2 separate regions of the Mus musculus genome follow, and region 2 is linked to region 1. The links are chromatin loops, found by intact Hi-C in ENCODE. Cell type or tissue: left cerebral cortex. All regions are shown on one strand.

What was found. Hi-C counts contacts between places; a loop is a spot of excess contacts. Peaks named below come from ENCODE experiments on the same cell type or tissue, not always from the same donor. Only the 100,000 strongest peaks of a DNase experiment are listed, where the experiment ranks them.
Region 2: it touches region 1 in a loop (3-fold over the local background); 2 of 42 quality-filtered maps call a loop at or near these places.

The regions. Positions count from the first base shown.
Region 1 is chr3:19,059,839-19,064,838 of GRCm38, reverse strand. No RefSeq gene overlaps it. Among named protein-coding and RNA genes, the nearest start is that of Armc1, 100 kb to the left of the region's middle. In left cerebral cortex, CTCF peaks have their summits at 2,434 (motif pointing right) and 3,800; DNase peaks (open chromatin) are centred at 2,456, 2,856, 3,130 and 4,279.
Region 2 is chr3:18,622,359-18,627,358 of GRCm38, reverse strand. Gm30789 (predicted gene, 30789) reads left to right here. Exons shown (of 4, transcript NR_166210.1): 4 at 1,306-5,000. Among named protein-coding and RNA genes, the nearest start is that of Gm30723, 7.5 kb to the right of the region's middle. In left cerebral cortex, a CTCF peak has its summit at 3,359; DNase peaks (open chromatin) are centred at 1,471, 1,908, 2,760 and 3,362; H3K4me3 peaks cover 304 bases; H3K27ac peaks cover 1,706 bases.

The DNA of each region.
Region 1 (5,000 bases):
CAACCAAATATAAACAAAAAGAACTACTCAAAGAATCAACCAAACCAGGAGCTGGTTCTTTGAGAAAATCAACAAGATAGACAAACCCTTAGCGGGCTTAACCAGAGGGCACAGAGACAGTATCCAAATTAATAAAATCAGAAATGAAAAGGGAGACATAACAATGAAATATATCTTAAAATATTCTGTTTGTTAAATGCTAACAGTTGAAAATATTAAAATCCTGTTCTACAAAAGCAATAAACGTATGTCACTCCCTCACATGAAGTAAGGAATTTTAACCACTAAGACTTGATCTGATGGCATCTTCCACTTTCCCTAGAAAGTGGCACAAACATTCGTGATCCAAATGGTTTCCAGGAATCCACATATCAGATCTGTGCTCCACAGAAGGATAGGCGAAGGAGCAAGGAAGTGAGTGCATACCCCATTAATGACATTTTCTGAAACCACTTTCAAGTGTGCTTAGTCATTGCTGACGTTTAGTAATGCCACTTCACTGAGCTGCAAATAAATCTATACCAAGAATATAAAAAAATAGTCCATTTCATGGTCAGACCTCAACTAAGGAGGCAGCATCCAGAAAAAAACCCTAGATGGGGTGTAGACCAGCACTGGCTACTGGCTCTGGGGCTGTGGCCTCTGTTTCATAAAGCAAAACTCTTGGACAAGCTTCCTCTGATTGCTTTCAGTTTGACATACTGTTTTGCAGGTAACAAATAGAGGTTTGGATGTTTATCAGTGCATGAGTTGGGGTGGAGCTCAGTGGTAAATTGTGTGCTTATCGCATGTAAAGTCCTGGGTTCAATTCCCAGCCAGTACCACTACTAACATAAAATGATTTCTGAAAGGTTGCATGTCATGTTAAAAGAGTGGATTCCAGGGGTGGAGTGGTGATGGGTACCCATCCATGAGGAAGAGCAATGGGAAAGAATTCCTTTTTAACCCTTTCTTCACTTGCTTCCCAGATGCTGGCATAAACAGTTTGCTTTCCCAAGTGCTCCCAAAGCAGTGTCTTGCTGTTGTTTTGGGCAATTTGATTTTGGTTGGGAGCATCACTGTATTAGTGAATTTCCTCAGGTGTTTTATTGTAGACAGAAAACTGGATCATACCTTGCCTAATTATTGCCCCCTGATAGCCAGTGCTTGCAGACTGTATGAAGGCTGAGAAACAGATGCTGCCTGACATCCATTTTCTCTATTGTTGCTTATACCACCGGCTTTAGCTTCACTCTGCTTCTTTGTTCTGTTTGGAGAACAGGGCTCCATCTTGTTCTTCTACTCAAGTTTAGTGTGGTGTTGTCTGTGGAGACACTCACCAGAAATCTGCATGGCCGAACTGACCTTCAGTTATACCATTCTATCATTCCTTATTCTTTTCCTAATATATGGTAGGTATTCTTATTCAATTTTATTTTAGTTACTAATGTATCATAGGTTTATGTTAGAAAGAACAACCAATTTGTTTATTTTCATGTGGATGAGATATTATTTTTTTCTACTGGCAATAGGTAAGGAAAGGCGAGGGTTTCAGATAAAGTATAAGACATTTGCTAGCAATTTAAATTTTTAATAAATAACACAAGGATATTTTTTCATATAAACATATTCAATTGTTGTTTATCTGAAATTTTAATTAAACTAGGTGTCTTTTCCCCCTCATGTGTGTGATGCAACCCTCTCTCGGTCTAGCCAATAGTCTATATATCTATCATATGGAGCCTAACAGAGTAGAGTTTCAGAGTGGCAGCAGGCATGGTCCCTCCTCTCCTCCTCCTCTACTGAGCCATCTGAATTATAAACATAGGCGTATGTTTATCCACTCTTCCACTTGTCTTGATGCTGTGCCCGAGGAGTGAAAGGTATATGCACTGTGCGAATGAGTGGACGCTGAGCCTCAGGTCCCACTCATGGGATTCTGAAGAGCACACAGAGCTTCCCTTGAAGATTCTGCTGCGTTCCTCCCCACGGGAAACCCGCATGCTTTCCAGATTTGCTGTGAAGGAGAGGTGAGGAGGTAAAGCAGAACTGCAGTGTTTTCAGCATGTCCTTAGTTCTCCAGATGATGCATTCTTTACTTTTAGTGTGTGTGTATGTGCATACACGTGTATGTGTGTGCACATGTCCCTGGATGTGCGTGCGCGTATATGTGTATGTATGCCACAGTGTGCATTGGGAGGTCAGAGAACAACTTGTGTGAGTCCATCTCCTACCATCTCAGGCCTTGGCAGCAATGCTTGCTATTACTGAGCCATTTCGCTGGTAGGCATAAACATTTTTCTTGGTAGGGTTATATATTATAAATGGTTTGCTACATAGATTAACTTATACTTTGTTCTATCAAATAAATGACTTTAAGTAATCAAAAAGACCTTTTCTTTCTTGTTTATTGGCAAGGTTGAGGTCGACCAGGCTTTTGGTGCTTTTCCTAGACAAACCACAAGATGGCAGCAGAGAAATGCTCATTTAAATTTCTCCTCTACAGGATTGCTACAAGTGCAGTAGGAAAAAAAATAAAAATAATAATAATAAAAATAAAAATGAACCCTAGTGACTTAGTTCTTTCTCAGCAGAGTGGCCAGTCAGAGCTCGCGGTGATTTCTGTCAGAAACAAAGAGTGTTTTATTTTCTTTATTAAAGTTAGTTTCCTTGTAGGCTGTGTTTAGAACAGTTAGATGTGGCGGTGTAGCGGTGTGCAGCTCTCCACGGGGTGGTGGTGGTGGTGGTGGTGGTGGTGGGCATCTCACTGAGCATTTCCCAGGTGATCAGCTGAGGAGCAATACACCTGGGCACTATATATCTTCCATCCCTCGCTCCTCCCCTTCCAGCAGATTCCATAATTTACAACCAGCTGGCCCCACCACACAGAACAGGAAAGAAAGGCCGCTCAGCGCACAGAAGCACTGGGCCACAGCACTGAGTACAGGAATCCAGAGAGTTGAAAACGAGCTCTGTAAGTTCTGAGCCTTGACATCTTGGATCTGAATTTCCGCGGGTGTGCTGAAAGGCTCTCTGAAAGGTTTGTGCCAGTGGCCTCCCGGAGTGGCTGGGATGAGAAAGGCCAGGAGCACCGCTAAAGGGGAAGGAAGGGGGAAAGAAGTGATTTGTAGGTATCAGGGCCAGCCTTGAGGAGAGAGTGGGAGGGCCAGAGGAGACTGGGCTGTGGAGGACTTGTCCCTCTGCAGTTCTCACCTGGACTCACTTCACACCCCACGTTGTGGGGTCTGCTCTCAAGTTTCCCCAGTGAGGACTTAACAATAGACTGTGGCAGGGTTTTGTTTTTTCCCCACTGAAGCAAAGAGGCTGCATTTCTGTTAATGACCTGGATTTTCTAACTTTAGGGTCATGAACTTCTTATGAAGTGACAATAGTATGTTCTATAGATACTATAGTAACAAATAAGACATCGTTATCCACTACTTGTTACATTAGAGTTCTTTGTTCCCCAGCTTAGGAACTTACACACACACACACACACACACACACCCCTCTGAACATGGATTTTTGTTTGTATAAATATAGGATGCTTGTTGAAAGTCTTTTTTTTTTTTTGTTTTTGTTTTTGTTTTGTTTTTTATACAGAAGTGAACAAAACAGGAAATACACTTTCCCACAATCTCCCCTGGGAAGCTTGTAGCTATCCTTCTGGAGATTATTCCAAAACCAAGATAAAGGTGCATATCTTTAAACAAAAGGAGACTTCACTGATACTGCTCTGCAGTTCCTGTTTAAATTTCACTCAGCCATAGGCATCTTCCACAAGTGCAGAGTTCCCTGCTGGTGACACGGAGTTCTCCAGGGGTGCTGCTGATAGGTGGCAGGTTTTTGTTTTTTGTTTTTGCTATGGTAAAAACGCCGAAGGAAACGATTTTGTGTATTTAGTTATGTACTTAAAATCTAACTCCCTTTTTCTTTTTCTTTTTTTTTTCAAAATGTGGAACCACCAGTGAAATAACTAATGAAAGCAAGCGATTACGTTGTAGACAGAGAATATCAAACAAGAACATGTTAATGGAACTCTCCTTTCTTTCTTACATTGTCAGGTGAAGTTGGTACTTGGCCCCGCTGGCTAGCCACATAGAGGTTCAGCTTCTCCACAGCAGGGATAATTTGAGAACTCCCTCCATCCTTGAAAGGGCTGTCCATCCGTACAGGGAAGTCTCTAGGAGCTTGGACAGGCGCTGGTGCAGGGTACTCCTTTGCTGGCTTTTATCTGCACAGCCAGCAGGCCTGAAATCTGGGCTCTCCGGGGAACCCCTGCTTTCCTTAGATTTCTCCATGGTGTGGGAGTTTTAAGGAGCTGAGGGTTTGAAGTAGGGGAAGCAGTGCTTTGTGCAGGGGAAGAGGGCCTCTGAGACTGCTTGTCTGCCGGTCCAGCGGAGCTTGTCTGTTTGCCTGGGGGCACTCAGGCCTCATGCAGCTGGTGACTGTGGCAGGCGCCTTTAGCGGTGCTCCTGGCCTTTCTCATCCCAGCCACTCCGGGAGGCCACTGGCACAAACCTTTCAGAGAGCCTTTCAGCACACCCGCGGAAATTCAGATCCAAGATGTCAAGGCTCAGAACTTACAGAGCTCGTTTTCAACTCTCTGGATTCCTGTACTCAGTGCTGTGGCCCAGTGCTTCTGTGCGCTGAGCGGCCTTTTGTTGTTATTTATCACGCTTAGAAAAAGCTCTCTTTACACTCCAATGTTCACACAAAAGCATCTGTTTGTGTTCTGGCTTTAATTGCTGGAAGTGTTGTAGAGTAGACTGTACTCCCATTGTGTGTTTGGTGTCTAAGGCAACATTAAGGTTCCAAGTGCCTTGTGACTTAGCAAACAGCAATGTTATGGTCTTGTGAGTAGCATGCACATGAAGGGGATCTACACACTTTCTGTCTGCTATAGCTGTAGTATTGTGTCTTGGTGAAGTTTAAGTAGTCAGGGCAGAAGGAAGAACTCTGCAGTCAGTAATGGTGACAAGTGAGGCAGGTGAGTGAATTGTTTTTGTGGCTGAGCAAAA
Region 2 (5,000 bases), 440 kb after region 1:
TGTGTGTGTGTATGTGTGTGTTTGCTCACTAATGCATATGCATATGTGTGTTTACTGTTATTTCTCAAAAATGCTTTTCTCAATTCTTTCTTGTGTCCTGCCCACCACAGAGCCTGATACACTGGAAAAATCTTCCCTTAGGGACACTTTGTGTGATATTGTGGCCCACTTGTCTCAAAGACAGAGAATTCCATGCCAATTCAACCTAAGCCAGCAGTGATTGGGTGACTGTCCCCAGAATCACTCATATTTAGTGTCTGAGCAAAGCTATTGGGTACTGGTAATTGTAGGCTGTTGGGTTGATGGCAGTTATTCTTAATGAATGACCCAAATCGGCAAGACTTCAAGGTCATGGGTCACTGGAATCTGTTGCCTGGTTTCTGTGGACAGCTGCTCACTTGGGGAGGGGAGGGGATATCCCTCACACTGACAGGGTGTGTGTGCAAGGGAGAGAGAAAAGAAATAGAGACCTATGAGAGCAAGGGCAGGAGCTTTTTGCTTATGAGTGAGCTGCGGACCAAGACATGTCCTATATCCTTATATCTTCATGGAGGGGTTGTATGTAAAGGAAAGAAATAGTTTTTTAACTGTATATTCTTTAACTTGTAAAAATAATGTTCAAAAAGCAAGAAGACGGAGAACCCCTTTCTTAGCTGTTCATGTAAACTCTGAGTGGTGTTGGTGCTTGCACACCCTACACTTCCGTCATGTTCTTTGAGACGGGTTCCTGACTGTCTGCTGGCAGTGATGCTTTGAGGTGGAATCTATGCTGGGCTTCAGGGGGCCCCTGCCTATCCCAGATCTCCACCTCTTGCCTCGGTGCCTCTTTCCAGTACTACACCTAGAGGTTTCCAACTCGGGCTCACTGTCACCTGCCTCTGAATCTCTCCCAGAGATTGTGCTGTGACCCAAATGTGAGTAACCCTTCTCCTGAGATTATTTCAGAAAAACAGCTTACAATTTAAAAACGTGTAAGATGAATTAAAAATAACAAACAAATAAAAATCCTCCCTAAATGGAAGCGCACACACAGCACAATGCAATGGAAGCCACATCGCAATCACACAAGAAAGCTGCAAGTCCTGAGGCTTCATTTAAAATAGTGGGTCCCTCCCGAGTTCTCAAAAACTAACATATTAATTCCCAAACAAACTTCTTTGTACCTAATGCTGACAGGCAGACAGGCGGTGGGGGTGGGGCGGGGCCTGTGAGAAGGGGAGCAAGGCCAGGGGACCGCTCTGCTGCACCAGCTTGGGTTCCCGGCCCCGGTGATGGAATTATTGTTTATTTTTTTAATTTTCCAAGGTAGGCCGATGACAGCTGAAGAAGACTGTATTTGCGGAGGAGCAGCATGAGGGTAGAGAGGAGCAGAGCTCCTGAGGGAAACCTAATAGTTCCTCTCCTTCCTGCACGGAGATAAAGACTTATAATCAGCGTCTATGTTCACCATCTGGCTCTGCGCATGTGGTCCGTATGGAGGAGAAAGCCGCACAATCTGTAAGTGATCAGGAGCCATGGCGCTCTCTCCAGAGAATCCACGATGCAATCAAGGTGACAGATGGCACGGCCACTGCTGTGGCCTCATGGAGAAGATCAAAATCACCTTCAATAAACTCTGACTGAAATGGGCATGAGCACCTCGAAAAAGTCAGTTTGTCAGTCAAACTGCGACAGCGCGCTGCACTGGGGAACCACAGCGGCCAGCTCTCTGTTTTCAATCGTTTCCGTCTGACTGGGCCTGAACTATGATCCTTCTCAAATTGTCCTTTCTGTTTAGCTGAAGCAGGCCAGCAAATTGCCAGATTCATTGCTTTATTGAAGAAAATTGAAAACACGATGTCCTCAATTCCGAGGACGCACAGCTGGCAGGTACCCGGGACACCCAAACGCAGGGAGAGTGGACCTGGTTTCTGCAGCCGGAGTTTGCCCAACTTTAGGCGGATATTTTTGAACGCAAATATAAAATGCAAATGTGTACGGGGCAGTGGTTATGTAAACGGTATTAAGTAACCAGTAAGTGTTGTAGAATGGAGACGTGGCTACAAAGAAAGGAAGAAAGGAAGAAAGGAAAGGGGGAAACTCCAGCAGGGAGTTGTCTCTGCGAGTTCAGAGCAGGTTTCTTTCTTGATAGAGCTAGTGTGTTTTCTTTCTGTATCTGTTTACTATGTGGAGGTTCCTTTGGGTTTGAGCACAAGGTTGAAGAAATGCAGAGATACTGTTTTGTTTTGAGCAAATCACAGGGAATCTGCAGGGGTCAGGAAGTTTAAACAAATTTCCGTTTCTCCTAACCCCAGAGGAAAAAAAATTAGAAGCCCCAACCGCTTATAAATGGAGGGAAATGAGGAACAGCTAACCTGCAGTGGGACTCAAATCCACTACCATCTTTTGAGAAGTAAGGACACTGATTTCAGGTCAGGGAGGGCGGGTCCTGATGAGAGCAGGCGCCCCTCTTCCTCCCTCCTGATCCCTTGGCACAGTTCCACTGTTGTTCTTCCTCCCAATCGCCAGGACCGGAGATTGAAAGCAAAACTAGACTTTTCCAATCTTCTTTCTCTAAAGTTTCCAGGATCTGTGTCTGGTCCTGGAGTTTTCTATTACAAGCTGGCTGAGGGAACTTACCCCTTCTAACTTTTCGTCCATTCTCTTTTTAAAAAGTTGTAACCTTCTAGTTAATGTTGCGGGCTTGCTTCATTTAAGATCCAAACCCTGCTCCTGCTTCATCCCCCACAATGTAAACTGTTTGACAGCTGAGAAATACTGAGTCACCCGGCCCTGGATTTCCATGGGAATTCTCTACTCTTATTATAGGTACAATTTGAATGCCAGGATTCTGGTGCAGTGATATAGAAATGCATCTAAAGGGGACTCATCCTTGATTTGTGTATGTGAAATTCAAGAAAACACGGGGAAAAGCTCCTATTTTGAGTGACAGGAAAGTCTTGCTCTTTGGGGGGAAGGACTGTGTTTTCACAGAGTATAAGAGTGGAGCTAACTTACTGCATATCAAAGGGAAGTGTGGTTTGTTAAGAACAAAAGACCCTTTGTGTTTTCTTGTTCTTTAGTAGGTAATACCTACTGAGTGCTGAGTACCCACTATGTGCAGGCTTTGCAGAATTGAGAAGATTCCCAGGGAGAAAATGTAGGTTTTAAAGCCCTCTTCGGGGCACAGAGCTCTCTGCCTGACCTTTCTCCCTTGACCTACCTCCTTGGGCAGTGGGGGGTGTTCTTGCATGACAACAGGGCTGGTGTTAGGCTGGTGGCTGCCTGCTGTTTTTACACAGGAAATGCTGTGTATTTTTTCTGTGGTCTTTGGCTTCCTGGAATAGCGACTGTTTAAAGACACATTCATCAGTGCTGCCACCAGGAGGGGTGGTAGGATGAGTCATCGCTCAGCAGCAGCTCCAGTTACTCAGGGAGAAAGAAATCTTTTGCTTCCTAACGGTGGCAGTTCTGAGTCTTTCTTTAAGAGATGGCCTACTGGACCATGACAGTATGGAAACATACTTCTAAAATGAGGTTTAGTAATTAGAGCTTGGCCCAAACTCAGATATTTATGCTCCAGTCATCTCTAGCATGGAATTTCTCTTGATCTGTGCCAGATACACAGCCATACACCATTAGTGTCCTTTAACTCTAAGTCCCAAACTAAAATCTTGCTTAGAGAAATTTCCTTGAGACAGTTTAAAACTCATGTTCATGAGCAGAGATGTCCTTAAAGTGCTGTATGTACTTGCTATATCCATCCATCCATCTCTGTATCTTCTGTAGGTGAGATTGGCAGGGATGGGATGTGAGGATGTAGAGATTGTCCTGGGATTCACAAGGCAGCACCCATGGAGGGCAACTCTCCATCACAGGGCACTGGCTTTTTGAGTAGATGCATTAATGACATTTTTTATTCATTAATATTTTGTTCTCTGTGTGTGTCTGTGTGTCTCTCTCTCTCTCTCTCTCTCTCTCTCTCTCTGTGTGTGTGTGTGTGTGTGTGTGTGTGTGCATGTGTGTACATTGTCACATATGTGTTCATGGATACAGGCACATACATATCACAATTCAGAGATCAACACTAAATGTTTTCCTCAGTACCCTTTACCTTGTTTGTTTGTTTTCTTTTTTGAGACCCAACATCTTAGTGAACCTGGAGCTTGCTACTTTAACGAGACAGGGTGATAAGCAAGCCCCACAGGATATGCCCCTGTCTCTGCTTCCACATCATTGAGATTAGAGCCATGTACACTTTCACCCTGTTTTATAATGTGCTGAAGAACTAAAGCCAAGTTCTCATGCTTGTCAGTCATGCGCTTTACTTATGATTATTTTGCCAGGTCCAAGAGTTTAAGAGCAGATTCATTGTGAATGAAGAGATTGCATAGAAATTTAAATACAGATAGAAAAGAATAAGTATGTGGTGAGATGTTTCTTATGAATTGAGAGTAGTTTGGTCATTTGTAGGTCACAGATTTCATTAGTTCCTATTACTATTTTTCTTACCACTTTATTGCTTAAAGTTACTGCACTAATTTTAAGAATATTTTCTGCTAACTTTAATAGGTTGGGGGATATGTGTATATGTGCCACATTTCTGTTGCTCTAACTACATACCTTTCAATCAATAACATTTGACTTCTTGGATTCTCTGCTGGTTGTGAGGCTCCTACTTTCCACATGGCAGACAGAAGACCAAGAGAGATGGAGAGTTCAGTGCCACAGGCCTGTTCCCAGTAACGTATTTCCTCTAATAAAGTCTTATTCCTAGGTCTTCCCAAAATAGTACCATCTGCTTATGACCACGCCCCAAATGTGAGTCTTTTTCAGGAAGACAGATCTAAACTGTGACAAACCAAGTCCAAAAGAATACCCATTAAAATAAAATTAAAATGTAAGCAGATAATGGCATTTATAAATTGATAAGCTTATATGCCACAAGTGTTATGTTCTTAAAAGATTCTCTTTTTCTTGTATATAATAATGGAGACATAAATACAAATGGACAAGAGGGA